Linked DNA regions of Homo sapiens: region 1 is linked to region 2. A link is a loop called in an ENCODE intact Hi-C map of the cell type or tissue named here. Cell type or tissue: gastrocnemius medialis. All regions are shown on one strand. Each heading gives the region's core, and the rest is flanking DNA. Links, peaks and the distances in the headings are about the cores only. Region 1 has its middle 21 kb from the start of ELFN1. Region 2 holds the start of LOC105375124 (a long non-coding RNA gene).

The links. Hi-C counts contacts between places; a loop is a spot of excess contacts. Peaks named below come from ENCODE experiments on the same cell type or tissue, not always from the same donor. Only the 100,000 strongest peaks of a DNase experiment are listed, where the experiment ranks them.
Region 1: a loop joins it to region 2, with 2.4 times the contacts of the local background. A loop is called at or near these places in 3 of 110 quality-filtered maps.

Annotation. Positions count from the first base shown.
Region 1 is chr7:1,641,631-1,657,337 of GRCh38, reverse strand. No RefSeq gene overlaps it. Among named protein-coding and RNA genes, the nearest start is that of ELFN1, 21 kb to the left of the region's middle. RefSeq lists an enhancer at 7,682-8,189. In gastrocnemius medialis, for the core only: no CTCF peak of the experiment used is centred there; DNase peaks (open chromatin) are centred at 8,510 and 8,917; H3K4me3 peaks cover 393 bases; H3K27ac peaks cover 3,445 bases.
Region 2 is chr7:1,716,470-1,732,176 of GRCh38, reverse strand. All of the region lies in intron 3 of ELFN1 (extracellular leucine rich repeat and fibronectin type III domain containing 1), which reads right to left. It overlaps LOC105375124 (a long non-coding RNA gene), which reads left to right and starts at 5,797. Exons shown (of 4, transcript XR_001745057.2): 1 at 5,797-7,429; 2 at 8,072-8,199; 3 at 8,594-8,937; 4 at 10,371-11,153. It overlaps LOC124901819, which reads left to right and starts at 11,792. Exons shown (of 4, transcript XM_047421176.1): 1 at 11,792-11,916; 2 at 12,742-13,265; 3 at 13,684-13,806; 4 at 13,952-14,038. The coding sequence starts at 11,792. The coding sequence ends at 14,004. RefSeq lists enhancers at 6,920-7,506, 14,327-15,026, 15,027-15,707. In gastrocnemius medialis, for the core only: no CTCF peak of the experiment used is centred there; DNase peaks (open chromatin) are centred at 5,780 and 6,716; H3K27ac peaks cover 1,741 bases.

The DNA.
Region 1 (15,707 bases), core at 4,982-12,981, 77 kb after region 2:
TGTCTGCAAAGCCCAGATTCTTTTTCATTGCTTTTCATATTGAACTTTGAAATGTTTCAAACATCTGGAAAAGTTGAGATGATTTCACAGTGAGCACCCAGATGCTATCACCTGTTATTCCACAACTGACGTTTCGCTAGACCCGCTTCATCTTGTTTCTCTGTCCCTCTGCCCACCCATAATCAATCTCTTTCCAAGTTGCAGGCACCAGTACTCTCTCCCCCTTAACCGGCCGACTGCATGTCATGATCTAGAGTTCAATATTCGTTTCAGATTTTTTATTGCTTTGAGTAAAATTCACATACCATGAAATGTATAACTCTGAAGGAGCCACTGAATGCTCTGACTAACGGACCACTTCTGCAGCCCAAACCCTTATCAAGAGACAGACATCAGGCCGGGTGCGGTGGCTCACGCCTATAATTCCAACACTTTGGGAGGCAGAGGTGGGAGGATCACTGGAGCCCAGGAGTTGAAGACCAGCCTGGGCAATGCAGGGAGGCCCCATCTCTACAAAAATAAAAAAATGAGCCAGGTGTAGCAGCACATGCCTGTGGTCCCAGCTATTCAGGAGGCTGAGGTGGGAGGATGGCTTGAACCCAGGAGGTCAAGACTGCAGTGAGCCATGATTGAGCCACTGCACTCCAGCCTGGGCAACAGAGCAAGACCCTTCCTCTGAAAAATAAAAAAGACAATGCCCCCAAAATGTTGCTGCATACCCCTGCCCAGTGCCTTCCTACCTCTGGCCCCCAGAAGCCACTGCCATTCTGATGTTTTCCACCGTAGGTTAGTTCTAGAATTCGTTCTAGTTAGTTCTAGTCTGTTAGTTCCAGTCCAGGTTAGTCCAGGGTAGATCTAGTCTGTTCCAGAATTCCACACACCTGGGCTCCTGGCGAGTGACTTCTTCCCCCTGCACAGTCTCCCAGCCTCATGCATGGCGTAGGTGTCCCTTTATTGCTCTGGGAGCTGAGTCCTCCACGTGTGGCTGCACCGCCATCTGCTCATCATGCTCCCCAGGGCAGGCACCCTGGACCCTCATCTGCATCACCCACCATATCATTTCTCAGCCTGAGGAAGGCAACCAGAATTTTTTAAGCCTTTGGACACCCAAGGAGCTCCCTGGTGGCCTCAGCTCTGGCCTCCGCAGCTGCTCACCTGTGTGACCCCGTGAAGGTGGCCATACCTCTCTGTGCACCTGGTTCCCCATCTGTTCCTCAGCCGCACGATGATCAGAGGAAGTTGGGGAGGGAGGCAGCCTTCCTGGAAGCCAGAGGTTGCAGAAATGCCGATCTTCGTTGGCGTCTTGTGTCAGAGACAAGCCATGGGATCTAACATTAGGTGAGGAGACAGCAGATTATAAATTGCAAACTGGGGCTGGATGCGATGGCTCACGCCTGTGATCCCAGTACTTTGTAATCCCAGCACTTTGGGAGGCCGAGGCAGGCGGATCACTTGAGGTCAGGAGTTCAAGACCAGCCTGGCCAAAATGGTGAAATCCCATCTCTACTAAATATACAAAATTAACCAGGCGTGGTGGCGAGCACCTGGTTACTGGGCTGGTTACCTCAGCCACTTGGGAGGCTGAGGCAGGAGAATCGCTTGAACCCAGAAGGTGGAGGTTGCAGTGAACTGAGATTGCACCACTGCACTCCAGCCTCTGTCTCAAAAAAAAAAAAAAAAAAAAAAAAAACCCTAAAAACAAATAAATTGCAAATTAGGGAGCCTAGTAAGAAGAATTCCAAATTTATAAAAAAAAAATTTTAAAACAAAGGAAAAGAGGGAGGGAGGGAAGGAGGGAGAGAAAGAAAAAGAAAAATTACGTATGTATACACACAACACACAGACACTTTGGTAACCAATGGACCACATTTGCAATGGTGGTCCCAGAAGAGTATAATACCCTATTTTTACTGCACCTTCTCTGAGTTTAGATGTGTTTAGAAACACAAAGACTTGTCCTTGTGTTGCAGCTGCCTACAGTGTTCAGTGCAGTCACCTGCCGTGCGGGTGTGTAGCCCCGGAGCCACAGGCTGTACCGCGAGGCCCAGGCGTGGGGTAGGCTCCGCCATCTGCGTTCGTGTGAGTCACTCTAGGATGTACGCGCGATGACAAAATCACGGAACCATGTATTTCTCAGAACGTGTCCCTGTCGTTGAGTGATGTGTGGCTCTGTGTGTGCGTATACACGTGTGTGTATATATATGCAGACACGCACACACATATGTAGCCTGGCAGAGTCACCGATGCTTTTTCTCTGTCTGCCTTATTTCATGTCTCTGAATTGTCCATATTCACTAGCAGCAATGTGGATTGCAGCTGGGCGCCGTGTTCCCAGGAGCCACGGCCTGCCCTCCCGGGCTGCTGCAGGGGTGCGCTGGGCGGGGCGAGGCTGGGCACCCCCTTCGCTCCCCCTGCATGCTGAAGGCTGGGGTGCAGACGGCCTCCTCAGTGATGAAGGCAAATGGCCCAGGCCTCGGGCTCTGCTCACCTGGTCCCCTGTGATTCATTCTGCTTTATTCAGACTGAAATAGGGCTAAATGAGAAGATAACAGGAGTGACATTTTGCAGGCTCCTACGTGGACTGCGCCCGGAGGTATCTTATTTCTTAAAACAAGTTTCAACCGCCAGGATGTTTCACTTGGAGGGAGAGACCCGTGATGTCTAGGAGTGGTAAGGAAATGGTAGAGGGGCCTCAGCCTCCACGCTGTGGGGTCCCTGGGTGGAGATGGAGGCACTGTCAGCAGCCACCTGTGAACGTGGCCTTGAGCTCAGTGCACCCCTCCTGCTGTTATGATGAAGTGGGGCCTCAGGACTTGTCTTCCCTCCTCCCCGGCTTCCCTCTGTGAGCCCCTCGGGGATCAGGCTGGTCTCATCATCACTGTCACTTTTGTACACAGTAGATGTTCACTGTAGGCGCTTTGGAACCCGGGTATGCTCTTCCTCAAAGCACGCCCTCAGCAAACAGCCTGTACACGCTGGGCCTTAGCCCCAGGACCAGTGCCCTGGCCCGCTCCCAGAGCTGAGCATGGCGCATTGCTCCCCAAGGCCTGACTCACTGCAGCCAAACACTGGGGCGCAGACGCCCGCTGGCTCCAGGAGCTGGATGGGCAGGCAGGGCGGGGTCTGCGTGGGGGCTGGTCTCCATCTCTAGCAGGGTGCTAATCTGGGCCTGTGTCCACGCACATACTGCAAGTGTGTGTGTGCCTGTGTGCATGCGTGTGAACATGTCTCTATGTGCACACGTATGTACCTGTGTGTGCCTGTGCATGTATGAGTATGTGAGCATGTCTGCATGTGTGTTCACAAGTATGTCTTGTGCACCTGTGCGTATGTGAGCATATCTGCTTGTGTGCACAGTATGTACCTGTGTGCACCTGTGTATGTGTGTATATGTGAGCATGTCTGCCTGTGTGCACGTCTTGTGCACCTGCGCATGTATATATGTGAGCATGTCTGTCTGTGCACACATGCATGTGCCCTTGTGTGTGTGCCTGCATGTACGTATGTGTGTGCCTATGTGAACATGCCTGCATGCTTGTGCACATGCATGTGCCTGTGTTCCTGTGTGTGTGTGTGAATTCCTGCATGTGTGTACACATGTACGTGCCCTTGTGTGCATGTGCCTGCATGTATGTGCACATGTGCCTGTGTGCATGCCTGCATGCTTGTCCACACATGTATATGCGTGCATGTGTGATCACCCTATTTCTTTCCTCCATCACCTATCAGCATCTACATGGAGCACCTGGGGCTGGGCCAACAAGGTGCCGTGAGTCTGACTTCAGGGCACACAGACAGGGGCAGGTGACAGGGGCTGCTGGGGTAACACCACAAGGAGCTCATAGCATTTCTGCAGGGAGCCCACATCTGTCCCTGTATCTGCGTCCTGGGGCCACCATAACACATTGCCACACGTTGGGGGGCTTAAGACAACAGGTGTCTGCTCTTTCGCAGCTCTGGAGGCCCAAAGTCCAAAATCAAGGGATTGGCAGGGCCGCGCTCCCTCTCATAGCTCTTGGGGAGGATCCTTCCTGCCTCTTCCAGCATCCCTGAGCAAGCCTTGGTGCTCCGTGGCTGGAAGACACGTCACTCAGTCACAGGGATGTCTTTCCTCTGTACACGTCTGTCTGTGCACAAATTTCCTCCTTTAAAAAAATAATTGGCCGGGCGCGGTGGCTCACGCCTGTAATCCCAGCACTTTGGGAGGCCGAGGCGGGTGGATCATGAGGTCAGGAGATCGAGACCATCCTGGCTAACAAGGTGAAACCCCGTCTCTACTAAAAATACAAAAAATTAGCCGGGCGCGGTGGCGGGCGCCTGTAGTCCCAGCTACTCGGGAGGCTGAGGCAGGAGAATGGCGTGAACCCGGGAAGCGGAGCTTGCAGTGAGCCGAGATTGCGCCACTGCAGTCCGCAGTCCGGCCTGGGAGACAGAGCGAGACTCCGTCTCAAAAAAAAAAAAAAAAAAAAAATAATCGAGGCCAGGTGTAATGGCTCATGCCTGTAATCCCAGCACTTTGGGAGGCTGAAGCGGGCAGATCACCTGAGGTAAGGATTTAGAGACCAGCCTGGCCAACATGGTGAAACCCCATCTCTACTAAAAATACAAAAATTAGCTGCGTGCGGTGGCAGGTGCCTGTAATCCCAGCTGCTCGGGAGGCTGAGGCAGAAGAATCGCTTGAACCCGGGAGACAGATGTTGCAGTGAGGCAAAATCATGACACTGCGGTCCAGCCTGGGCGACAGAGGGATTCTGCCTCAAAAAAAAAAAAAAAAAAAAATTGGAGGTTGGAGGAACAAGGTCTTGCTCTGTTATCCAGGCTGGAGTGCAGTGGTGCGATCACAGCTCACTGCAGCCTCCACCTCCTGGGCTCAAGTGATCCTCCTGCCTCTCAGCCTCCTCAGTAGCTGGGACCACAGGCATGTGCCACCACACCCGGCTGAAATGTTCCCTCTTCATAAGAACACCAGGCACACTGGATCAGGGCCCACCCCAGAACATTTTAACTTAATCACCTCTGTAAAGACCATGTCTCCAAATAAGGTCACATACTGGGGATAGGACATCAGCGTGTCCTTTGGGGGACACAGTTTAGCTCATGATAATCCCCGTCTCAGTTCCTTCACCAGCCCTGGAGCTTGACTTTATTAGTCCTTTGACAGTCAGGTGGTATTGAGGCTCAGAGATGTCAAGTCCTTTGCCTAAGATCACCCAGCCTGGGCACTAATATTCCCCACAGCAAGCTGGTGCCACAAATACCAAGAGGGAGCTGATCTCCATCCCAGGCAACCCAGGGTGGCTTCCTGGAGGAGGCGTTGTTTGACATGGGTATTGTTGGTTAGGGGGACTTTTAATCACTTAGAAAAGCATCGAGAGTCAAGTTTCAGGGAAAAGTCCGACCCCTGATGGGGGCGCTCCCCTCACTCTCTCCACCCCATCTTTTGGGCAGGGCCTCCCCCACCCAAGGGCAAGACTGCAGTTGCCCAGGACCTCCTGCTCGGGGCAGACCTCAGGTTCCGAGTCCCCATCTCAGTTCTCTGAGGCTACATGGGTTGGCCTTACCCCTTGATGCACTTTTGACCCTCCCTTCTCCTGCCACCCCAAGGTCCTCTGTCCTCCCAAAGCTGGGCCTACCCCAGGGTTCCTGACTCAACCTGGACAATGAATTGGCCTCTAGGTTCTGCCCCCCCTCCCCCTGAATAGTTCCCTGATCTGCCCTTCTGCAGAGACAAGAACTCCAACCCCCTTTGGAGTTTAGAGTAGATTTGGCATTTAGAAACGTGGGTTCACTGAGCGTAAGTCCCCACCCCACCATGTTCTCTGGGAACACCATGCCCGCCTCCAGATTTCAGCCCCTCCCCAGGGGCCTGGTCACCGCTCGGAGAAGCCTGGGGCAGGTCTAGAGAACATGGGAGGGGGAGGAGGAGGTGTGTGCCCGTGTGTGCCTGGGGTGGCAGCTGCCTGGCTCCGCCCGCTTCACCGTGCAAGATTCTCTGGGCCTCCATTCCTGCCTGCTCCAATCAAGCCTCCCTCAGGCTGTGACTGGAGCCCAGCCTTCCAACATTCCAATCTGGAAACCCTCATGTTCTCAGAAAAAGTCCCCATCCTCGGCCTGAGGACCCAGGGCTGTATCTAGCGCTCCCCTCCGGGCCTTGACTCATGCTGGTGCCTCCGCCTGGGGTGCCCTCCCGAGCCTTGGCTGGCTTCTCCCACGCCTCTGTCCTTCAGCCTCAGCTTAGGGGTCCTGGGCTTTTTCAGGCACCTGTCCGTGGGCCCACTTCCTGAGCCGTCATCGTGGGGTGCCTTGGTGGTGAGCCCCTTGCCAGGAGGGGCTTATTAGACTCCACTCCGGCAGCACAGGACTTTGGACCTACCTGGCTGGGGCCGAACCAGCCTGGGGGAGGGGTGGGCAAGTGGCTCCAGGGAGCGGGGTGCTTTGGCAAAAGGCCAAGGTCTCAGCACCCCCTGCAAGCCACGTCCTTGCCAAGTGGACTGGCCCAGCCCCGGCCCCTACTTCAGTTCCCCTTCTCCTGCAGCGGGCCTTCCCCTGCGTCTCCCATGGGAAGGCCACTCGCTCCAAGCCCGCATCGTGATGGACAACCAGGCCTAAGTAGGAGCTCTGCAGGGCTCTGCGGCAGCGGGGATCGATCAGGCTTCCTCCGGGAGGGGAGCCGGCACCTCCATGTCCGTCTCCTTGGCAGGAGCTCCCTGGTTCTGGCCTGATCCCTAGGGTCAGAGGCAGTAAATGACAGTGGCCTCCATTCCTAACCAGCCTCATCTGCCTGGCTCGGGGCACGCTGGCCCTGAAAGCCGCCCCTCGGTGGGCATTCGGTGCCTCTGCAGGGCAGAGGTTCAGCTCTGAGGCCAGATCGACGGCTGCAAACCTCAGATCCCACCAGAAGCTGACTCCAGAGAAATCACTTCCTCCAGGGTTGCTGGTGTGTGGACCCTGAGCCCACAGCCTGACTTGTGCTGCCCGGCCCCTGGGCCTCCATGAAAGCACGAATTCATGCAGAAAATGGGGCAGCTACTGGGGATCCATCCCTGGACTCCAAAAGCCATCTCCTCCAGTGCTTCTTCCCAGGACTCGAAACTCCCCCCACTGCTTTTGATAAGAATAAAATCCACCCCTCCATGATGCTGGTCTTCCTGTTTCTCCCATCAAGTCTCCCCACTCAGTGAGCATCAGGATGTGCTTGATTTCCTCCAACGCCAGGGAGCTCACTACTGCCCAGCTGTGGCAGCTGCTGGCTTTGTGCACCAAAATTTACTCACCGGGCTGTGTGCCGGGGAGGGATGAGCGCCCCTCACTGCACCAGACAGTGTGGTCCCTGAGGCCGTCCCCTCCTTGCTCTTAGCTGGTCTCCTCCACATGGCCTCTCCTCCAACCTCATCACCTCCACAGGGTCTCAGCAAAGGCCCCATCTCCCCTCTACCTCTCCTGGTCACCCAGCCACCGGTGTCACCCTGCGGACACTGATCTCTCGGGAGTCCTTGTGGAGCAAATCCCCAAAGCTGCCCATGGAACTTAGCACAAATGTTTCCCCAGGGTTTGAGGCCCACTCCACCCCAAATAATCTCCCCTTTTTTTGTGTGTGAGATGGGGTCTCACTCTCTCGCCCAGGCTGGAGTGCAGTGGTGCGATCTCGGCTCACTACAACCTCCACGTTTCATGCCTCAGCCTCCTGAATAGCTGGGATTATAGGTATGCACCACCATGCCCGGCTAATTTTTGTATTTTTAGTACAGACAGGGTTTCGTCATTTTGGCCAGGATGGTCTCGAACTCCTGACCTCGAGTGGTCCACCCGCCTTGGCCTCCCAGAGTGCTGGGATTACAGGCGTGAGCCACCGCGCCCGGCCACCTCCCTTCATAAAGCCGCCTTCTCAAACTCCTCCTTCAGCCCAGACAGCGCTCACCAGGCACACCTTACCCATGTTCGTTCATTCTTTCCAAGCACCGGCCCTAAGGGAGGGATCACGACTATCCCTGTTTGCCAAATGAGGACGTGAGATCCAGGGAGGTCATATAACTTGCTGATGGTCACATGGCCCGTATGTGGCACAGCTGGGGGCCAGGCACAGGCGTTGGGCTCCAGCGTCCATGCCGCAGACATTCTGCGGGGCCCGGCCCCTTCTCCACCCTTCCCGTCACCTGCAGGCTCCCATAAGTGCAGCATTTCAAGCTGGCAGATAAATGACCCTGATGATCCTGGCCCATCGTCACACCATCCTTGCAGGTCATGGAGGCTGGGAGCGGAAGGGGTCTGCCCTGAGTCACTCGGGAAGGGTCAGGAGGTGCCAGGAAGAGGACTTCCCAGGAAGAGGGGGGTGTTACGGGCTGCTTGGTGCCCCCGAAGCTCAAATGCTGAAGCCTGGACCCCCAGGACCTCAGAATGGGGCTGTGTTTGGAGACGGGGCCTTTGAAGACGTGACTAAGACGAGATGAGGTCATACGGGTGGGTCCTAATCCAATCAGACGGGTGTCCTTGTAAGAAGAGGAGATCAGGACAGACACGCACAGAGGGACAGCCCGGTGAGGACACAGGGAGATGATGCCATCTGCAAGCCACGGGCTGAGGATTCAGGAGAAGGCAGCCCTGCCCGTACCTTGATCTCGGACTTCCAGCCTCCAGAATGGGAGACGATAAATTCCTGTAGTGTAAGCTGCCTGGTCTGTGGGGTGTATTACTGTGGTCAGAGCAGACTCACACAGATGGGGCCTTCCTGACTCCACGCTGGGGGCTCCGGGGGTGCAGCCTGCTGTGGAGCTGGGCCAAGGGCTCGCTTGGTCCCGCAACGGGAGCTCCTCTTGCAGGCGCTGCTCAGGGCTCTGCCGGCTCCGCTCCGCAGGCAGCCTCCCCGCCACCCCCCTCCCCGGGACAGGCTGGGCCAGGACTCCGGCAGGGCCTGGCTCTGTGACAGGCTGTCAAGCAGGCAGCAGATAAAACGCCTGGCCAGGGTGACAGAACAAGATATAAAAAGCCTCCCAGCTCCTCTGTATTGACTAGAAACCTCGTGCTTCACGTCCCATTATCTCCCATGCTAACGGGCCCATACGAAGGCCGGTCAGTGGGGAACTCGGCGTCCTGGCAGGCAGGGAGACACAGCACCTCACAGGGCGCCCCAGCCCTCCGTCCTGGTCCTCGCCCAGCCTGGACGGTCTGACCGGGTAGGTCCTTCTCACCCCAACGCATTTCCATCCCCTTTGTTTTGGAGGGCAGGCAGAACATGACCGCCTCTCGGAGAGGAGACAGAGCTGCAGGCAGCTGGGAACTCGCCCAAAGCCAAACTTGGATGGCAGTGTGGGTGTCCTGGGCATCCCCCAAGGCGGGCAGGCCCTGGGCATCGGCTCACTCAAGCCACCTGAGCATTTGATGAGGAGGTGCTTCTGCACCCCCATTCTGCAGGCAGGAGTGCAAAGCCCACAGGCAGGGAGGGACTCACCCAGCATCCCTGCAAGCTGGAGCCCGTGTGGGGCTTCTGACCCAGGTCTGTAGGACCCCAGAGCCTCAGGGAGCCCCTGGGGCAGATTGGGCTGGGACCCCGAGTGTCTATAAACAGGAGCGAGGCTGCGGCCCTCAACCCAGATCAACGCCCACGAGCACAAACCCAGGTAAGGCACAAACTCCGTGGCAGCAGCGGGGTCCGCGGGCCCCAAGTTTCCCTGAGGCCAACGGCCCAAGCCTGTGGGATGCAGATGTGGTCTGGGCCAGGTCTGCAGAGGTCCCGGGTCTCCCCGCAGGGCCTCGCTCCAGGCTGGAGTCACAGGGGCTCTCTGCCTCTCCCCGCACCAGCCCCTCCGCCCCTTCTCATCAGTCAGGTGGCAGCTGCACACTCCTCCCTCCGCACAGCCTAGTTCCCCAGGGACCTCGCTGAGCCAAAAATGCCTGTGGCCTCTGAGGAAGCTGGGAGGAAAGGCACGCTGTGCTAAATGAAGGGCCGTTTCTTCCTTCCAGAATAGCTGCGGCCACAGCGCGTCCAACGTGCCTGAGCCGTTGGAGCCAATCGCAGCACGGGGAGCAGTAATTAATAAAAATGGGTAATGATAGACCATCTGTCCCAGCCTGCGCTCCGTGGCGGGGCCACGCCGGGCCCTCATTAGGCATTCCTCTGTCATTGTCCCCGCAGATGTTGGCGGTGGCCGTGTCGGTCTCATGGGAAGACGAGGTTGAACACATTTAGGCAAACGACACCAGCAGGCTGGGCCCGAGCTACGAAGCTCGCTGGGGTCAGCCCGTGCAGAAAGCCCCGGTGCGAGGGACCTCCATCTGTCCTCCACCCCGGATGGTGGCTGTAAGCTCAGGCTGTGAGTGAGGTGGGCCCAGACCCCAGCTGGAGCCCCACTCGCTGGCTCTGTGACCTTGGGCGAGCGCTGGAGCCCTCTGAACTTCCACCGCTGAGGTCAGAGCCAAGCACCAAAGGAGAGGGGCCAGCGTCTGTTTGGGAAGCTCGGGTGGAGAGATCAGGACTTCCCACAGCCTCTAATTTGCTAACTTGCAAGGGAGGAATCAGATCTCACACCGTGGCCCCCAGAATCCAGAGACTCAGTAAGGCTCCCAGATCATAGTCATGCTTCAGTGGAGAGGAGACCTCGGGAGAAGATGACCCCAGGGGTCCCAGGGTCTTGGAACTCTCTGGAAGGCGCTGGGCAGGGCTTACACTCCTTGAAAATTGCAGCCAGTCTATGGATCCCTGAGGAAGGGCCCCTGGCTTCCCTGGAGGAGGGTCCATCCCCTGGGGAGGGGAGGCTGGGCACCCAGGAAGGGAGGGGGACCCAGCATGCCCACGGCTCACAAGCCCAGTGAGAATCGGATATGCAGAGAGGCCCGGCGTGGTGGCTCACGCCTGTCATCCAGTGCTTTAGGAGGCCATCACTTGAGCCTAGGAGTTTGAGAGCAGCCTGGGCACACGGCAAGACACTGCCTCTACAAAAAGATATAAAATTAACTGGGCATGGTGGCATGCACCTGTAGTCCCAGCTTAAAAAAAAAAGAAAAAAAAAAAAGGGCTGGGCACAGTGGCTCATGCCTGAAATCCCAGCACTTTGAGCGGCTGAGGTAGATGGATCACCTGAGGTCAGGAGTTCGAGACCAGCCTGGCCAACCTGGTGAAACCCCACCTCTACTAAAAAATACACAAATTAGCCTGGTGTGGTAGCAGGCGCCTGTGGTCCCAGCTACTCAGGAGGCTGAGGCAGGGTAATCGCTTGAACCTGGGAGGCAGAGGCTGCAGGGAGCTGAGATGGTGCCACTGCACTCCAGCCTGGGCAACAGAGTGAGACTCTGTCTCAAAAGAAAAAACAAAAATCAGCAGAGAGCAGGAGGGACGTCTCGCTCCCCCAGGGGGAGGAAGGCCCCGCGTGGTCTGTGTAACCTGGAGCCGTTCTGGGGCAGAGGCAGGGCCTGGCCTCCCTGCAGTCTCAAAGCTTTGGGTTCCATGGTGGTGTCACTGCTCCCCCAGCTGGGTCCACTCTGGACAAATGGCCAAATGCCCTCAGAGTGGGGGGTCCCCCACACAGAGCATCCACATTTGCCAAGGGTGGCCCCACCTTGAACACACCTGGGGAAGGCACGGCAGAGAGCAACACCAAGGCACAGAGAAGCGTGACCTGTCCAAGATCGCGCCACCAGGAGCAGTGGAGCGTGACTTCCTCCAGACAGCACGTCCCGGGGCACGGAGGTCCCACTCACCCTCCACCCTTGAGCTTTGGGGTCTGAATGCTTCCCCTGCCACCCCTGCAGCCCCTGCCTGCCCCGAGTGCTCCCAGCTCACCTCGGTTTGGCCTGTGCCAGGGAACGGCTGACCAAGCAGCCCCTGGCTGTGGGCCCGGAGGCCAGCGGGGACACCTGACCAGAGGCCCCTCTGGTTCCCTGTGCTAGGTAACCTGAAGTCTTGGCCTGGCACACCCCTGGGGAACCGGAGCTTCTCGGCTTTGTCCCCACACAATGGAGCATTGGAAAGAAGAATCAGAGAGAACGTGCTGTTCCCGGAGCCCATCAGCCTGGCCAAACCCTTTCAGGGCCAAAAGGACCTGTGGAGGTCAGAAGGGAAACTGAGGCCGGGTGAGGGGCTCCCCCTTACACAGGAGGTGGGGTCAGACCTGAGACAGGGCCTACACCTGCCAAGCCCTGGGCCAGGGACGATTCCCACCCAGGGGTGTCCTGGGGTGAGGGAGCCCTGGGGCTGCCGGGCAGACCTCTGTCGGTGGAGGGAAAGCCGCCTCGCTGGCTCGAGTACAAGGGTCAACAGAGACCCGTGGGTGCAGCGAGTTAGCAAGCTATGGAGGGACCCAAGGGCGAGAAGATAGACCCGGCGCAGTGTTCTCATAAATATTCATGTGAGCCATATGAATATTCATAGTAACCTCTCCTACTACTGATAAGGGAGAAGTGGCAGTGAGGGAGGACAGGCCTCTCCCTCCTCAAGCCTGCAGGCCAGAGTCCAGGCGGAGGCCCTGAGCGTTGGAACCAGTCCTCCCGGCAGCCCCCTCAGGATCTCCTCAAACAGGCGGGGACCAGGGGCCAGTGAGGGTGGAACCAGAGCAGGAAGGAGCACGTGGCCTCTCCCTGCCACGGAAGAGGGCTCCAGCACCCTGGGTAACCTGGGGTCACCATGCCTGGACCTCAGACAGGCCTGGCTTTTCTTGGGTCCACTGGCGGGAGCCGCAGGAGCCCGGCGAGGTTGCAACTGCTTGGATCACAAGATCCTCTGGCGCTGGGTGGGGAAGGGACGTCCAGTCAGAGGCGGGGCAGCTCCGTGTCCAAGCCTTTTCCTTTCACAGAGATGGAAAGCGAGGATGGCTCAGAGATGGCAGTGCCTTGCCCTAGGTCACACAGGAACTTCATGGAGAAGCCCAGGGCTCCATTCTGTCATCTGTAAGCGTGGGGACAGATTTTTTTTTTTTTTTGGACACAGTTTTACTCTGTTGCCCAAGCTGAAGTGCAGTGGCGTGATCTCGGCTCACTGCCATCTCCGCCTTCCAGGTTCAAGCGATTTTCCTGACTCAGCCTCCCAAGTAGCTGGGATTACAGGTGTGCGCCACCACGTCTGGGTAATTTTTGTATTTTTAGTAGAGACGGAGTTTCAGCATGTTGGCCAGGTTGGTTTGGAACTCCTGACCTCAGGTGATCTGCCCGCCTCGGCCTCCCAAAGTGCTGGGATTACAGGTGTGGGCCACCATGCCCAGCCTGTGTGGACAGATTCTGACGTGCAGGTAGGTAGAGTTACATCTGAGCTGGTTCCTGCCCTGGGACAGGTGTGTGGCACACAGTAGGCCCTCAGTGTTTGCTGAATGAAGGAAGGATCATAACCTGAAGTTAGCTTCCATTTAAAGATGGGGATGCCCGATGTGGTGGCTCACACCTGCAGTCCCAGCACTTTGAGGGGCTGGGGTGGGAGGATCGCTTGAACCCAGGAGGTCAAGGCTGCAGTGAGCCATGATTGCAACACTGCACTCCAGCCTGGGCAACAGAGTGAGACCCCACCTCCAATAAACAAATAAAGACAGGGAAACCTAGAAGAAAGGACCTGCCCAAGTCTCGCTGTAGACGGTGGTGGGCCAGCTTCTGTTTCACTGAGTAATGTCGACAGTTTAGGTAGCGTTTGAGGACGGGGGTCTTTTTGGAAACCTCTCTCCTTGATGATCTTGGCAGCCCGTTGGCTTGTGAGGAGCTTTGCAGAACCCACAGGTCTGGGGTGGGGGGGCACAGGGTGCTGAACCCCATGGCCTGCAGGGCAGCCCCATTCCCTCTGAGTCCCCAGCCCCTTCTGTGCACTGCAACCAAGAAAGGTGTGCAGGGTACAGTGGTACACGCCTATAGTCCCCGTGCTTTGGGAGGTGAGGAGGGTGGATTGCTTGAGCCCAGGAATTTAAGACCAGCCTGGGCAATGTAGCAAGACCCCATCTCTACAAAAAATTCTTCAAAAAGTTAGCCAGGTGTGGTGGCGCACACCTGTAGTCCAGCTACTCAGGAGGCTGAGGTGGGAGGATCACTTGAGCCTGGGAGTTCAAGGCTGCAGTGAGCTGTGATTGTGCCACTGTACCCCAGCCTGGATGACAGAGTGAGACTCTGATGAAAGGAAGGAAGGAAGGAATGAAGGAAGGAAGGAAGGAAGGAAGGAGGGAGGGAGGGAGGAAGGAAGGAAAAGTGTGCAGGTGAGACCCATCTGAAGGACAGAACAGAAAAGCCCAGAAGACCGGCAGCCGTGGTCAGCAGAAGGCAGCAGCGCTGGCTGGGGCAGGGACACAGGAGGGTCCTGGGGCCAGAGGGAGGCCCTCGGAGGCAAAGCAGGCGGGAAGCCGTGTTCATATGAAATCCAATGGGGAGGCTGACAGCAAGCGGGGAAGAAAAATAATCATAAATGATGGTTTTTATTAAAAAATATCACCAGGAAAACGTATGCTCATTCCAGAAGCCCAAAAAAGCCCAAAATGTAATAAGGGGGAAGAGAGGAGATGGGGAATAGAAAATTAAAATCATGAAAATAGCCCCGGAAAGCCTCCTGATGTCTGCCGGGAGTCCGTAGCATGGGAGGGAGGGAGGGAGGGAGGGAGGGAGGGAAGGAAGGAGGGAGGGAGGGAGGGAAGGAAGGAGGGAGGGAGGGAGGGAGGGAGGGAGGCAGGCAGGGAGGGAGGCAGGCAGGGAGGGAGGGTCGCTGCTGTGCCGAGTGATAAACATTTTTCTGCAGCTGAAACAGCACGGGGCGCGGGCAGGAGGCGGCTCAGATCATCCATCAGGCAGCAGTGATGGATCCTTCCTGCCATGACCAAGGCAGCCAGGCCGGCCCACAGGCCAGGGGCCAGCTCCTGGCCACCCGTGAGGGTGGGTGGGCTCTTGATCTGGAGGCAGGGGGCTGCCTCTGGTGGCCCTGGCCAAGGGGGCAGCTCAGCTGGAGTCACACCACGGCGTCTGTCCAAAAAAGGCTCCCGGGCCCATGGAATGCAACCTTGGGATGAGAGAAGGGAAACTGAGGCCCAGAGAGAAGGCCACACCCACAGTCACACAGCAAGCCCGTATCCGCGTGGGAGCAGGGGCAGGTCTGCTAGGGCAGACGCTGCACCCAGGGCCCGTCCCATAGGGGCTTCTGCGGAGAGGAAGGGGTGTTACTGTCTGGGGTTCCCTCTCGCCATGCCTGTTCTTCCAGGGTGGGGGGTGGGGATCCACCTGGGGCCTCTCACTCCTGCATGGCCCAGGAAAGTCCCCTCACCCCCTTGTTCCTGCCTGACTTGAGAAGGGCAGTAAGGGCTGGGTCTCGGCAGGAAGCGGGACCCCCACCATGTCCACGGCTGACGCTGGAGCTCCGGGTGCCATTCCGGCTGGGGCAGGGGGTCTATGTGGGGAGAACAGCAGGGGGACAGGGTAGCACGCCAAATCCAGGCTCCTCGGGGGGCTTGGGGTTTTACAAAGCACATCACCTCCCTCCACCATGGGAAGCTGTCCCCCTTTCACAGATGAGAAAACAGAGGCTGGGATACAGTTGGTGAGGCCACTCACAGAGGACCAAAGAATGGAACCCAGGCTCAGGCAGGACCATCCCCTGGCCCCTCCGGGAAGCTGGTGAAATCGGCTTCTTCTGTCTGACAGCCTTGCCGTGAGCCTGCCCTGTGGCCGGGGCTCTTGTACCAGGATCAACAGGAAAGGGCACAGAACCCTGGCCTCGTGGAACCGACATTTTAGCAAATTAGGGAGAGAGAGGGGGAGGGAAG
Region 2 (15,707 bases), core at 2,858-10,857:
GAACCTCCCCTCTGTAACCGGGGCTGCCTGTGCTTGCTCCGCTGTGACCCCACGCTGCCAGGCTCTGATTCCCATCTATCTCCACCTAGAGTCCACCTTCTGCACCGAAAGCTCGGGGCAGGTAGGGCTGGAGCTGGGGTTTCCTTTCCAGGCACTGAGTAGGCAGTGCATGCTGAATGAATTCAGGGAAATATTAACTCCATAGCTGCCTATAACGGAAGGCAACCAGGCCAGGCACCTGGCTCATGCTTATAATCCCAGCACTTTGGGAGGCCGAGGCGGACAGATCACCTGAGCTCAGGAGTTCCAGACCAGCCTGGCCAACATGGCAAAACCCCGTCTCTACTAAAAATACAAAAATTAGCCAGGCGTGGTGGTGGGGGCCTGTAATCCCAGCTACTCAGGAGGCTGAGACAGGAGAATCGTTTGATTCTCCTGCGGAGATTGCAGTGAGCTGAGATCGCACCACTGCACCCCAGCCTGGGCGACAGAGCGAGACTCCGTCTCAAAAAATATATAAATAAATAAAGGAAGGCAATCCGAAATCGGCATATGTCACGGTTTTCCTGGGATGGGCCCTGTGCATGTCTGTTTCCCCGTATAATGGTGAATACATCCTCTTGTCACTCTAAAAGTATCCCATTTGGGGCAATAAATTGTCATATGGTCACCCTCTCATGAGGCCTCTGTGTGGGACCATTTCTCCTATTTCTATTGATAACACCTCCCCTCTCTTCTTTTACCAATTTCAGCACAATATCAATCACCATAACTCTATAAAAAGCTTCCATACCTGGCAGGAAAGACATCCTTCATCATTCTCCCTTTTCTGCGTTTCTTTAGTCTTGCCATTTGAATATTCATTCAGATGAACTTTTAGAATGATTTTATCTCGCTTTGTAAAACTCGCTGCGAGCCTGTTGATGGATGGTGGTAAACCTGTGAATTAATTCTGGAAAGACTTTCGGGTAATATTCCAACACGGCACATCTCACCACTCTTGTTTTCTTTGATATCTCTCAGGATAACTTTAGAGAGTTTTTCATAATGATCCTAAATTTCTCTTGTCGATTCATTCCTGGGAATTGGGAGGGTTTTGTTGTTTTATTGGTGCCGTTGTAAGTGGGGACCGTTTATTTAATTATGTGTCTCGACTAGCTGTTGTTAGTTCAGAGAAAAGTTATTGATTTGTATATGTTGGTTTGATTTCCAGCCCAGCACCTTCGTATTAAATTTTTATATTAAGTCATTTTTTTTCTCAGTTGCTTCTCTTGGGTTTCTAAGATCTTGAATCATTTTGTCAGCAAATAATTACAATTCTTCCCTGTAGACATCCCATTTAATTCTGTTTCATGTCTTATTGCTATGTCCAGAATTTCTGGACAATGATGAAAGCATTGCTGTTTTTTAATATAAGTTTCTGAATGGGAATCATTAAAAAATCTCATCACCTAGAATGATTCTGGCTGTTGAACTGAGACAGATTCTTGACTTCGATAAAGACGTGTGTTTCTGGTTCTATTTCTAGCAGTTACTTTAAAATCCGAAATTGGCACTGGATTTTATCAAATGCCTTTCGTCATTATGAATGTGCATTCCAGCTGACCTGTGGACACTGTGTAGTTTATTAATAGATTTATCTAATATTAAGCCAACTTTGAATTTTTTGTATAACTTCTACATAATCATGGCCGATTCTTATCTCTGTGATATTCTGTGGAATTGGATTTCCTTGAGTGTCTTTGAGGCTTTTTGATCCAATATTCACGGGTGAGATCAGGGTGGGGTTTCATTTCCTGCAGGGTCTTGGCTGGTTTGGGGTTTGAGGCTGTCCTGGCTTCCTCCTCCAGCTCATCAAACAGTGTTGCTGCTGGAAGCCCCTGGCTCTGTAGGCTTGGCCCCCCTCCCCAGTGGATGTGTTCCGGAAAGTCCTGCAGGCAAACACCACACACTGCTTTGTAAAGTGAATGATCATTTTCTCAAGTGAAATGTCACGCCTCATTTGTCTTCTGTGCTTTCCAGATTTTCACGATTCAGGGTCAGCTCAAAGCAGGGTGAACGATAGAGAAGCCTCCTCTGGGAGAGCTCATGACCGCCTGGAAGGCATCCGACGTGGCGGATTCGGAGATGGCATCTGGGAGGGGCTGGTCCCCGGGTGGGGCTGCCGAGGGCCTTGGAGGGTGACCCCAGCTCCCTGCCCTTGAGGCTAGGCCTGTGAGACCACCCCCGCCCACCTCCTGGGGCCTGCTGGTCTACGTGCCTCGGCATCCGTGCTGACAGATGGACATCCCAGTAGGCATTTGAGAGGGGAGGGCACAGACAATACAAAATGAATAAACTGCAATCTCAGCCCCTTCGGGACGGCTGTTCTAACATAGGAGAAAAGGAACAGACGCAGGAAGTAAATAGGGGCTCAAGGCAGGACTACTAGGGCCGACCCTGTCTGCAAAAGACAGCTGCGTCTCTACCTCCCACCTGGAGTCTGCAGAGACCTTGACACCCCCTGCTGAGACACAGGGTCTAGCTCAGCACGCCTGAATCTGGGCTGGCCTGAGACAGCCTTAACCAAGGCGCTGGTAGAAGCGAAGCCGTGTCCGTCCTGGGCACAGCCCCTAGCTAGGCCGGCCACCCTGCCTCCTGTGTCCTAGAAGCAGCCACCAGGTGAGAAAAGCGACTTTCCCAGCACCCTGCTGTGAGGCCTGGGTGGTGGGGGGTGTGGTCCCATCGAGACTGAGAGGCTAGGGCCATGGCACTGGCTTGGGAGTGAAGGAGCCGCTGCTGAGCAGAGGTGAACCGCCCTGCTGAGCCCTTCCCAGTGCCTGACCCAAGAACCCTGAGCAAAAGAAGCTGGCCCTGAGCCCCGGGGTGCAGGACTTTGTGGGACAGTGGAGGATCACTGACTCACACCAAACCCAAGTCCTCAAGTAAGAGGGAGTGGGTGGGGAGCCCCAGGCCTCCTCCAAGCTCACGTTCCCCATCCACCACAGGGGGCCAAGCTCTGGCTCTAAGAATCCACTGGAGAATTGGAGGGCTCCTGGCAGTGAGTTGAGCAGAGGGGCCCTGTGTGGTGTGAGGGCCAGAGGAAGCTGGCAGTGGCAGCTCCGCGGGGCAGGAGGAGCTGGGCTTTAAGCTGAGTTTGCCTCCTGAGCAGCCGGCTGCTCCCCAGCTGGGTGATTTGCAGAATGTCCTTAAGTTCTTTGAGCCTCAGTTTACCTTTCTGACAAATGGGGCCACTGATAGCCATCATGAGATGATGGACATCATGAGATGATGAACAGGACCATCACGACAGTGAGATGCGATGGTGTTTGTGAACACGCTGGACACACGGAGGAGCTGGTGTGAAACTCCCCTTCCCCGACAGGAGCTGGGACCCGGGTGGAGCTGGATCCTCCCACTCAGTTCCTGATACTCACAAAACTCTGGGTCTTTCCCAGCCTCTGTTTTCTCTCCTCTGAAAACTGAAAATACTAACATCACCCTGGGGTTCCTGGAGGGGGGAACGTGAGAAAACGCATGTGCTGTGTGCTGCCTGGGGCGTGAAGTGGTCCAAAAGCCATCGGTGGGATTTGCATGGACAGAAGGAAAGGTGGGGGGTCTGAGCAAAGCCCAGGAGGTGCCTCCGAACCAGGGGACCCTGAGCGCTGGGGCAGTGGCTTTCTGTGAGGGAAGGTGGCCAGGACCCTGAGTGAAGAGGACTGGGTGCCTGTTGGCAGCAGCTGGCTTCTGCTCGCCCAGCCAGCTCTGCAAACCCTCCGCATCTCAGAGCCTATCAAGAATCTCTCTAATAACACAGCAAACATTAATTACAGCTGAAAGGCCGCAGAATGCGGTTGGTCTGAAAGAGGCTGCCCCTTGTTAGTCAGTGAGCCTCTGGGAAGGGTGCAGGCCGGGGCTGGGCTCCCTCCACAGGGGCTACTGCAGTGGCAGGGGGATGGGGAGCAGGAGTCACTCCCAGGGCTACAGTGCAGACCACAGGTCCTGGGGGAGACCTTCTGTTCTCACCCGTTTGGCGCCCTAAGGGAAAGCCTGTCCTCGCAACCTGGAGCAGGAGAGGCAAAAAGAGAGGCCCCTGGGTGGAGCAGGAAGGTCTGGGATCCAAGTCCGGCCCTGCCTCTCAATGGCTCTGGACAGAAAACCGCCCATGCAAAGGGGTGGTGCTTGGACCTCTCGGCCTCTCTCAAACCGCTCCCCTGCACACAGGGTGGAGAGAAGGCCCATTCCCTGGGCATTCAAAAGTCCAACAGGCTGCAAATAAGGACTAGGGGAGGTGAGGCACAGTGGCTCACCCCTGTAATCCTGGAGCTTTGGGAGGGCAAGGTGGGAGGATTGCTTGAATCCAGGAGTTCAAGATCCGACTGGGCAACAAAGCAAGACCCCATCTATGCAAAAAATAAGAAATCAGCTGGGCATGGTGATACATGCCTGTAGTCTCACCTGCTTGGGAGGCTGAGGCAGGAGGATTCCTTGAGCCCAGGAGGTGGAGGCTACAGTGAGCCATGATCACACCATTGCATGCCACCCTGGGTGACCAAAAAAAGACTACTGGATAAGGCCAAAGCATCCAGGCAGACAGAATATTGGAAGGGAGTGGAGTCCTCGAATTGAATGAGGAAATGAAGGGAGGCCCCTTGAGTGGGGCTGGGGAGACAGCTTGGGGCTACCCTTCTAGGGCAGCCCAGGACTGACCACAGGGGCACCCCACTACTGAAGGTCCCAAGACTTAGTTCCTTTCCCTGCCCCTCTCATGGAAAAGAGAAAAGGGAGGATTCAGCCCTAGTTTCTTGGCCTCTGGAAACAGCTGAGCTTCAAGAGATACCCCCACCAGAATAAAAGCCTCAGGAGATAACCCCATCAGAATAAAAGACCTTGTCTCATCATTTCTAGCTACCCCAGGGAGAAGAGCAAGACTGCATGGTGGAGAGGCCTGGCTGAAGCTTGGGGACTCACACTCACCATCTCCACCCCCCTCGTGTGCTCATTCATTCTTCATTCTCACAATCATTCATTCACTTGGTATTTATTGAGTGCTTGGGTGTGGGCAGGGAAGGAACCAAGATGGACGGAACAGGGTTGCTGTCTTCATGGATCACAGAGGCTATGAGTGCTGAAGAGAACACGCGTGATGGAATCCCACAGCCCGACCCCGATGCTGGACACCGATCCTGTTGCCTGCTGCTGTGTGCCCCTGAGTAAGTAGCCCACCCACCCTGGGCTTCAATCTTTGTGCCTGTAAAACGACCCTCAGAGGACTAAACAAAAGGACAAATGATGGGAAGAACCCAGCCCGGCTCCTGTCTCAGCAGACATGGGTCCCCTACGGAAGAATCGGGACGTGCAGGGGCGAGTTCTGGTGGAGGAGGCATCCCAGCCCGCCTGTGGGCCCTACGGGTAACAGCTGGGCTCATGTCCCACCTGAGGCTGGGACGACGGCCCCTCCCCTCTTCTCAGGGTGACACCCTTGCCGTGCCTCTGGCTGTCACCTCCCACCTGCTCACCTGTCTGTATCCAGGAGGTAGAGGGAGAAGGGACTTGGGGGCCCTCCCTGGACAGAGCCTGGGCTAGAAGCGAGTGGCTGGCTAGCTCTCCCTGGAGGCCTGGGTCCCCTCTGCAGCAGCTGCCACACCCCAGGGGATCCAGGGACCCCGGGGAGCACACTCTGGTGGGCGTGAGGCCTCGGGGGAGCTGGGCCAGCTTGGCCTTGGGGAGGGACTTGGCGTGGTGTTGGGCTGAGCGTGCCGCCAGCATATGTCTGAGCGGGCACATTTGGCAGGGTCCATATGCTGACTGCTATAAATAGATCTTCTCATTTAGGCTTCAAAGGGCCAAGGTGAGGAAGAACTGACAGGGTTTGGAGAGGCACGGTGCAGGCAGGGCTGCGGCTCTCGGCTTGGGGTGGGAGCACCACCCAGAGACCCACAGTGGCTCATGTCCCCATCCCAGCATAGTGGCCGGGACAGAGCTTGGGTGCGGTGGCCACAGGGCAAGGAGGGGTCAGGACCGTGGCGGGTGCGGACCTTGGAGCCCTGCGTTCTCCAGCCGAAGACCCACTAGGCCCTGGGAGAGAATAGTGCGTGTGTATGAGTGTGATTTTTGTGTGTGTATTGTGTGTGTGTGTATTGTGTGTGAGTGTGATTTTTGCGCAAGTTGTGTATTTGCGTGTGAGTGTGATTTGGGGTAAGACTGTACTATGTGTGTGTGATTTTTGTGTATTGTGTGACTTTTGTGCGTGTGTATTTGTGAGTGCGAGGGTGTGTTGTGTGTGATTTTTGTGTGAGTGTGTATTTGTGTGTGATTTTTGTGCGAGTGTGTACTGTGTGTTATTTTGAGTGTGTATTATGTGTGTCTGAGTGTGACTTTTGTGTGAATGTGTACTGTGTGTGTGCGCATGTGTGGGCATGTTCTCTGGCCCCTCCAGCCATGGGTCTACCACTTGCCCCGCCCCACCCTTTCCCGACGTGCACACACAGACGTGCACACATGTGTTACACACAGGAGCGTCTAATTACTGCCTCACAGCAGGCGGGCGTCCGACAGCTGGGGCAGCCAGAGGACATTCCATTTTCGGTGAAGCCGACAACACTGGAAACCACCCAACTGGGGTGTGAGTGCACCCTCTCAGGAGTGACTTAGTCAATGAGAGGCAGCCGGCCCGGGAGGGAGGCCTGTGTTCTGCTCCCACCCCACCCCCGCTCTGCCTCACACCTGCTGCCCTCCCTCCCTCCCGTCTGTCTCGCTCCCGCCTCTCTAAGGCTGCACCGACCTGGCAGACACACGCACCTGTCACCGGCCTCGCCTGCGCCCTGTCCCGTCCCACTGTCTCCTCTCCTCTCCACACCACCAGGGCCCCCGCCAGCTGCCAGGAGCCCCAGCACCAGCTGTGGGCGGGATTCTGGCCGGGCAGCCTCCCTCTGGGAATCATCGGCCTATTCCCTGGGTTCCTTCTTCCCTAAAGACAGTGCCTGGCCCCTGCTGTGGGCCAAACTGCCTGCACCCACCAGGTTTTGGGGTCTCAGGGTCACCTGCTTCCCCTCCCTAATCCTGGCCTCTGCCCCACTTCTGGGAGACCCCTTTTTGATCCCCAGCCCAACCTTGCTCAGGGACAGAACCACCCTCTGGGGTGCAGGGCTGGGCTGTGACACCTTGTTCTGCCTCCTGGGCTGTGCCCCTCCCCACAGGGGCCTCGCCAGGGCCATGCCCGGCATGGTGGGGAGGGGGCTAGCACCTCACATCAGGGCAGGGCCAGTGTCCATTGTGAGGTAAGGCGATGAAGATGATGATGCCCTCAGAAGTTGGCAAAGAGGCTGACACAGGCCAAAAGGGGTGCCAGGGGTGCAGGACGGGAGGTGGGTGTGAGGCACAGGTAACCTTGACCTTGAGGAAGGGGCAGTGGTGGCCGTGAACCTGCGAATCCACGGAGAAGAATCAGGTGAGACACACCCGGCCTCTGTGACAGGCCCTGGGGGGAGTCGCGTTCATGGGGCCCCGGGCTCTGGCAAGGCTGTGGTCAGTGATCACTTATGCTTGAGTCCCTCAAAGGGCGGGGGTTCCCCAAAGGGGGTCCGGGTGGGGGTCACAAGCTCTGTCCTCACCTGGTTCTACCTGGGAGCAGCAGTTTGGGCGAAATTTGAGAGTTTGCAGGAGGGCCAGGACCAAGATCCAAGCCTTCCCTCCTGCTGGACTGATTGAGGGTCAAATTCATCTCCACAAGTCACACAGGGCAAAACTCACACCCACGTAGCCAGCCAGCAGGGAGGTGGGGCCGCACGGCACCTCAGGGAACAGGAAGACCAAGAGCAAGTTCAAGGGTAAACACGGTCACCTGAGAAGGCAACGCGGGCTGACTTAATAGAGATCTGTTAGGTAGAATAGAGGAGGTGATCTGGTTCTGCCCAGCACTGCTTAGCCACGATGAAGGGTTTGGTTTCAGACCTCCAGGGAGATCACAAAAGCTCATGCTGACATTGCACCTACCACGCGCCAGGCACTGTGCTAGAAACTCTGCATATATTAACATGTTGGATACTTATGGTAACCCTGTGACGTCTGTGCTGTTATTTCCATTTTACAGACGAGGGGCAGACATGTTCGTGAACTTGCCTGAGTTCCCACGGCAACTAAGTGGTGGGGCCGGGGCCTAAGCCAAGGCAGCCTGGCCCCATAGCCCCTGTGACTAACCACATCCCACGTGGCTCACAGGTCAGCGTGGGCATGTTTCCGGGTGAATGAGTGGCCTCAATGGGAGGGGACACAACGTCAGCTCATCCAAAAAAAAGTGGGAGGAGATGGGGTGTCTGGCTGAGGGCAGGGGCGTCAGGTGCACTGCAACTTGCAGAGCTGCCTATAGCAGAAGGCTCCCCAACCCCGTGCAGGCACTGCATGTGGCCACTCCTCATCCTCCCAGAGACTTCTCCATGCCTGACAATGACAGCAGGACCCAGTACACAGTGCTGGAAAACAACTAGGCAACATCTCACCAAGGCAAAGATGCTCGTGGCCCACGAGCCCAAGCCCCAGGCCGGGGCACAGCCCTGGAGAAGCTGGGAGAGCTGCCCAAAGATGTTCATAACAGCATTGTTTATAATGGTGACAGGGCAGACACCAGATGTCCATGAGAGAGTGGACCAGAACCTTGTGAGGCGTGGGCCCGATGGAGTACTATGCAGCAGTGAAAAAGAAGGAACCACAGAGCCATGTGCACAGAGTGGATCCCACTCACAAATACGCCTCCCAGCCAACAAGCAAGCTCTCCAAGATACCTGCTGTACCACACGCCATATCCAAAGCGTCAGAGCCTGCAAAAGCGTATTACATAGGCGTTTGTACAAATATGGTCAAAGTATACAAAATGTGTCACGATAACGTTGTGGAGGTCTGTCGCACAACACCGCAAATCCACTGAACACCACTGAACCGCGTGCTGAAATGCTTAAGATGGTGAATTTTATGTATATTTGACCACTATGAAAAAAAATTTTTTTTGAGATGGAGTTTCACTCTTGTCACCCAGGCTGGAGTGCAGTGGTGCGATCTTGGCTCACTGCAACTTCCAACTCCTGGGTTCAAGTGATTCTCCTGCCTCAGCCTCCCGAGTAGCTGGGATTATAGGCACCTGCCATCACACCTGGCTAATTTTGTATTTTTAGTAGAGATGGGGTTTCACCATGTTGGCCAGGCTGGTTTTGAACTCCTGACCTCATGTGATCTGCCCACCTTGGCCTCCCAGAGTGCTGGGATTACAGGCGTGAGCCACCGCACCCAGCCAAAAAAATTTTTAAAGAGAAAGAGGGATAAAGGATCTAGAAGGGGAAGCTTTCATTGCACAGGGACTAAGCTGGGAAGGGGTGGGTATTTAGGTATTCATTGTATTACTCCTTAGGTCATTGATTGTATTAAATATTTTATAACTTTAAAATATTTATAAGGGATTTCTTAGATATTTGAGACATCTTAAATATTTTATAATCAATTTTAAAATGTTTTAGAAAGCAATGGGCTGCCATATAAAACTAAGCTCCCCATTAGTGGAGGTATACAAGGAGAGGCAGGACACCAGAGACGGTATTAAAGTACTGGAGTGGAAGTTGGACTGAAAAAGTGGCTCCTGCCCAGGCGCGGTGGCTCACACCTGTAATCCCAGCAGTTTGGGAGGCTGAGCGGGGGGTGGATCACCAGAGGTCAGGAGTTCGAGACCAGCCTGACCCATATGGTGAAATCCTGTCTCTACTAAAAATATAAAAAAATTAGCCAGGCGTGGTGGCAGGCACCTGTAATCCCAACTACTTGAGAGGCTGAGGCAGGAGAATCGCTTGAATCCAGGAGGCGGAGGTTGCAGTGAGCCGAGATCGCGCCACTGCACCCCAGCCTGGGTGACAGAGTGAGACTCCATCTCAAAAAAAAAAAAAAAAAAAGTGGCTCCTAAATTGGGCTAGCTGTGAGGATGACTCATGAACTTTAGAAAAAGAGGCTTCCAAGACGTAACTCTGGGGTCCTGATTTGGTAAGTCTAGGTAGGGCCAAGCACCTGTACTTGTTAATGTGCCCACTTCTCCAGCTAGACAACCTGTCTGGTCTAAGCACTGTTTCTCTAGTCCCAAGGACCAGGCCTGGGCCACCCGGGCCCCTGACCAGGTCAGCCATTCCCAGGGCTGCGCAGAAGACCGTCCACTTCGCACCTGTTGTAGTAAAGGATGGGATGTACACACCCCAGAATGTTCTGGGAGCCGTAAGCCAGGGGCCTCTGGCAGTGAGTCACACAAAAGCTCCCATGGCACAGATACAATCACTGAAGACCAGAGAGGGGAAGGGAGTGTCACAGAATCACAGGGGACCGAGGGAGACTTGAGCTTGGGCCTTCTCGTTCCCTTCCAGGACCTCCCTCTGCCATGGGCAGGGGTACTGATTGGCTTCAAAAACTCCTGGACAGCAGATCGTGAGCGATGGTTTTGGGTGCAGTCCCTCCCTCAGAACACCCTCCTCGACCCTGACAGGCCCGGCTTCCTCTGGGCACTGAGGAAACACCCGATGGACTGAGTGTGGTGGGCTTGGCAGGTGCGTAACTCGATGCCCTGCATGCAAATGGTGCCCGTGAGAAGCTGAACCTTCATCTCACAGGCTGATGGCTTTAAGGCCCCAGCTGTTCTTCTTCCAGCCGACAAGGCGTTTAAAGCACCTACTATGTGCCAGACGCCACGCTAGGGCATGGCACAGGGCAGATGCACTGTCCAGCAAGTTCGCTGCCTTGTGTGTGCCTTCCAGCGTGCCTGGAGTCACATCAAGAGACGCTCCCAATATTGGCCTCTGCCCCCTGAGAGCTTGCACTCACACACTTAGGCCCTGAGAGGGAAAGGGATTTTCCCTGAGTTACACAGTGAGGTCATCCCTCTCCAAGGTGACACCCCTGTAGCTCCCTGAAAACATCAGGCCTGGTTGGGCAGCCAGGAGGAGGGTGAGTGAGTGATCAGCCATGTAACTGCCTCCCACCGGCTCTCCCTCCCCCAGTGCAAGTTGCTAAATCTTTCTGTGCCTCTCAGCTACCTCACAGGGATGAGAGAGCTCATTACAGTAATGCCAGACAGGTTTTATCCAATGTTTAATTTTGCAAGTGCTGACACGTGTTTATTTAAACATGTTATTAAACACATAGAAATACCATGACGTGGAAAGTCTTCTGATCATTCTCATTTTCCAGAAGAGGAAACTGAGGCACAGAGAGAGTGCAAGGGACACGTTGGTAAGGGACACAGCTGGGACCTGGGCCCAGGCAGGATGGGTGTGGGGCTGCCTCTGTACCAGCGGAGCATGCAAGGTCTGAGTTTGAGTTAATGCTCACTATTTAGTAATCGTTACTTCAGACGATAATACAGTGATGTTCTATGTTACATAATAAAAGTAAGAGCTTACACTGTGGAAGAGAGATCCAAGTACTAGGTGCGGGGGGTGGGGGGTGCTGGGGGGAGGAAGGGATCCCACCACCGGAAGGGGAGAGAGGTGGTCTCCAGGGCCTGAGATGCACTGGAATAGGAAGGAGCTTTTAAGGAGCTCAGAAAGGCATCACAACCTGCTGAGGTTCTTGGCACACAAGCTGGCGCAAAGAGCCATCTGGTCTACCACCTGCCTGGTTAGATGGGGCCCGGTTATTGAAGGCGGTTTTCCATTCATTCATGCCACAAACCTGCACGCTGGTTCCCTGGCTCATGGCCTCGGTGTTCTCTGCTGTGCCTGGGTGGAGGCTGGGGACCCATTCCTGAGGCTTGTTGGGGCATAGCTGGCTGCCCCTTGCCCGCAGCTGTATGGGCCTCCTGGCAGGCGTGAGCCAGCAGGCCTCTGGGAAAATCAAGGGCAGGCAGAGGAAGCCTGGGGCCCACTGTGGAGACGTCTGCCCACCGGCTGTTCCCATCTTCGTCTTCCCACTGGAGTAAGGGCAGAGGCCGTGGACTCCATCCAGCCTGGGCCTGAGTGCAAGGATAGTGGCTTCCCTGGGACAGGGAAAATGGGCAGAGGGTGGGGTTTAAAAGGAGAGGTGTCTGGCTGGGACATCTCCAGGCAGCATCAGGCTCGCAAAGGACACTGTGCCAGAATGCTGTCAGCTGAGTCTTATTTCTGGGCTGAGAAAGGGGAACCCAGGACACGGAATGCCGGGTGGCTGGGGCTGGGGTTTGCAGAGGAGATGGTGGGGGAGGGTTTGCAGAGGTGATGGTGGGGGAGGCCCCCACCTGAGTGCCAGTGGCTGGGGCTGGAGCTTGCAGAGGTGATGGTGGGGGAGGGTTTGCAGAGGTGATGGTGGGGGAGGCCCCTGCCTGAGTGCCAGTGGCTGGGGCTAGGGTTTGCAGAGGCGGTGTTGGGGGAGGGTTTGCAGAGGTGATGGTGGGGAAGGGTTTGCAGAGGTGATGGTAGGGGAGGCCCCCCACCTCCTAGCCATTTGCTCCTGGCCTGATCCCAGTGCTTCGAACCCCACCATTTGGGGAGATTCCTCTGGGCCCTGTTGTGTCTTTGGTTTTCAAGAAGATGCCAAAGGTCTGCCAACAGATCTGGAAAGGGCAGTGTCCTCACAGAATCAGAGTCTGTGGCCCCATCCAAACTCGGCTCCTCCTTCTGTCGGTTGAGGTAGGGAGGGAGGGCACTGCGGGGGCTGGGAGGCTTGGGGAACAACAGGGCCATGTCTAAGACACAGGGGTCTCCAGGGGTGGGTGTGTCCAGAGGGCCCTGTCTGCGGAAGCGGGAATTAGACGGGGCTGCCTAGCCCAGAGCCGGTCCTGTTGGTGGGCGGGGCCCTGTTGGTGGGCGAGGCCCTGTTGGTGGCTTGGGTCCTGTTGGTGGGCGGGGCCCTGTTGGTGGGCGGGGCCCTGTTGGTGGCTTGGGTCCTGTTGGTGGGCGGGGCCCTGTTGGTGGGCGGGGCCCTGTTGGTGGCTTGGGTCCTGTTGGTGGGCGGGGCCCTGTTGGTGGCTTGGGTCCTGTTGGTGGGCGGGGCCCTGTTGGTGGCTTGGGTCCTGTTGGTGGGCGGGGCCCTGTTGGTGGGCGGGGCCCTGTTGGTGGCTTGGGTCCTGTTGGTGGGCGGGGTCCTGTTGGTGGGCGGGGCCCTGTTGGTAACCCCTGGGGGTGGAGATGGAGGCACTCATTCAACCCCAGATGTGATTCAGGCACTCAGGCCCCTGGACAGCTCCGGGCTGGTCCCAGACACTCTTGGGGGCAAAAAAAGAGGAAGCTCACGTTTCCAGCCTCCTGTGCATCCCATCCTAAGAACCCCTGGAGTGTGGCTCCGCGGAGGTGAGATTCTCAGGAAGAGAAATGAGGGCAGAGGCCCAAGACCCTTCTGTCCAGGATAGGATGCCAGAGAGGTCACAGCTGAGGTCCACAAACCAATCAATGGGCGAGAGGGAATCTGAACAATCTGAACCAACACGGCCAGGGAGGGGGCCCTTCTGGAGTCCTAGAGTGGCTCCATCATTAACTTGAGTGTGACCGAGGACCTCAGCTTCCCCAGCCAGAACACAGATGGGAGAGTCTCCAGGTGGGGTGACCGCACATCCTGGTCCGCCCTACTGTCCCGATGTCACTGCAAACGCCACCTCTTTGTACTCTCAGAAGTGCTCTGGTTTGGACACTAAGTTACATGGTCGGTGTCTCTCTGGGCACCCTTTGCATTCAAAGCATGCTAATGATTTCCTCATATTTCAACTTTTAGCAAGAAAGGCTTTCGGCCAGGACCAAGGAGAGGGCCTGTGGATAGGTCAGTCACCCCCAATGCTACTTCCCATTCTCCAGTCAGGCCCGCTGAGGGTGACCCACTCTCCCTTCTTCCCACAAGGTACTGCGGCCCCAGGGTGTCCAGAGGAATGAGTGGCCAAGACCTTTTGTTGGTCCCTATTCTCCTCTTCCTCCTTTACTAATTGAACTCCAAATTTAAGCTGGACCCACCTAAATACTACATTTCTAGCTTCCCTTGCACGTAGGACCACATTCTAGCCAACGGGACGTGAGTGGAGTTGAAGTGTTCCACTGGTGAACGACTCCCTTAAAAGGAATGGGCATGCATGCCCCTTGACAGCTGGGATGCAGATGTGATGGTGGGAGCGGGAGCAGCCACTTTGGTTCCAGACATGGAAACTGCAGGTGATGGTGACAGAGCCACCCTACCAGCCCTGGGCCACTGACTTCTGGCTGTTTGTGAAAGAGAAATAAACTTCTATCTTATTTAAACTACCGTTCTTCAACAGCTTGTCCTACCTAATACAGATGAGAGGCTTCTCGCTCAGAGGAGCAGATTACAAGGGAGGGGGCCTGGCACAATCTGGAGGTACTCTGCGCATAGGGGGAAGGGAGGAGAAGCAGGACTACAACTTCCTCCTCCCCTGCGACCTGTCCCTGACATGCCCACCCTGGCACCACAGCCCCACCCTGGCCATCCCTATATGCTGCACATGCCACGTGTGTTGGAGACGCCACTGTTTCTGCCATCTCTCATACCCGAAAGCACCCTGTGCCCCTCTAAGTTCCACACACTCTTCTTTCCTAGAAGGCCACTCTGATCTGTCTGATTCTCTGAGGTCTGCATGCATGCACCGTTCCTCTCTGGGAAGGTCAGGCTCCCCCATGAACCACATCCCCAGCCAGGCCTGGGCTCCCAGGGGCACAGCTAAGGCTCCAGCTCCCCCGGCACCTTCCTCTGAGTGGAGCACACAGTAGGACCGTAGCATGTGCCTGCAGACTGGACACACTGCCTACCTCCACCTGCCCCTTCCTGGGTGTCCCAGAGTCTCAGCGTGTCAGCTGAGCAAGCCTGGAACTGCGGCCCACTGAGGTGCTCATGGCATCTCAGGGCCATGCTGCAAGCGGCCAGGCCAGGATACTCCAATGTCCTGAGCAGCCTAAGCTAGGGCAGGCAGAGAGCCCCATGGGCTGCTCCAGGTACCTGTGATCTCCATGCAGAGAACAGCAAGGCTGTGATACTGGAGTGTGGGTGGCTCTCCTGAGCTCCGGCTCTGGGCAGATGCACGGCCCCTGTCTGCCTCTATTTCCTGCGTGCGGCGGCACCACTGATGCCTATCGCTCAGGGCTGTGGTGTTACGGAGAGGCTGCATCAAGAAGGTGCTCAGTAAATGTGTCCTTCTCCTTCCACGCCTTTCCCCCTCCTCCCTCCTGCATGCTCTGGCAGAGAAGCAGCTCCTTGAGCTCTGGGCCACATCTTTCCAGATCAAATCATTGCTATGAAAAAACAGCAGCCCTGTCTACTAATTTCCCTCTGGCTCCCATGCCCCATGCCGGCTGCCTGCGCCCTGGCCCCTGCAGATCCTCCTCTTCTCCCTACTCTCCTTCCTCTCCCCTCCCCCTCCATGGCTGCCGTCAAGCCAGGCCTTGGTGCTGGCCTCCTCCCCAGGCCCTCCAGTTCCCCTGCACGCTCTCTGACCCACTTTAGCTGCTGGAATCACAGTTTCCCGGGTGAGGCTGGGGGAGTGCGGCTGCAGTCCTGGCTGTGAGTCACTGGGGCTGAGTTTGCAGGGGGAGGGGACAGCTATGACACGCATGCAGCCCCAGGGGTCATCACGTGACACGTATGCACAGGGATGCCTACACCTGTGTGTGCAGAATGTGGATATCCTTGCACATGCAGGGGACCTGGGGATCACACCTGTGCAGGCATGTAGCCGGGCCAGCCTGGGGCACACAAACACGCACGCACACACAGACATACGCCCACGTCCAGCGGCA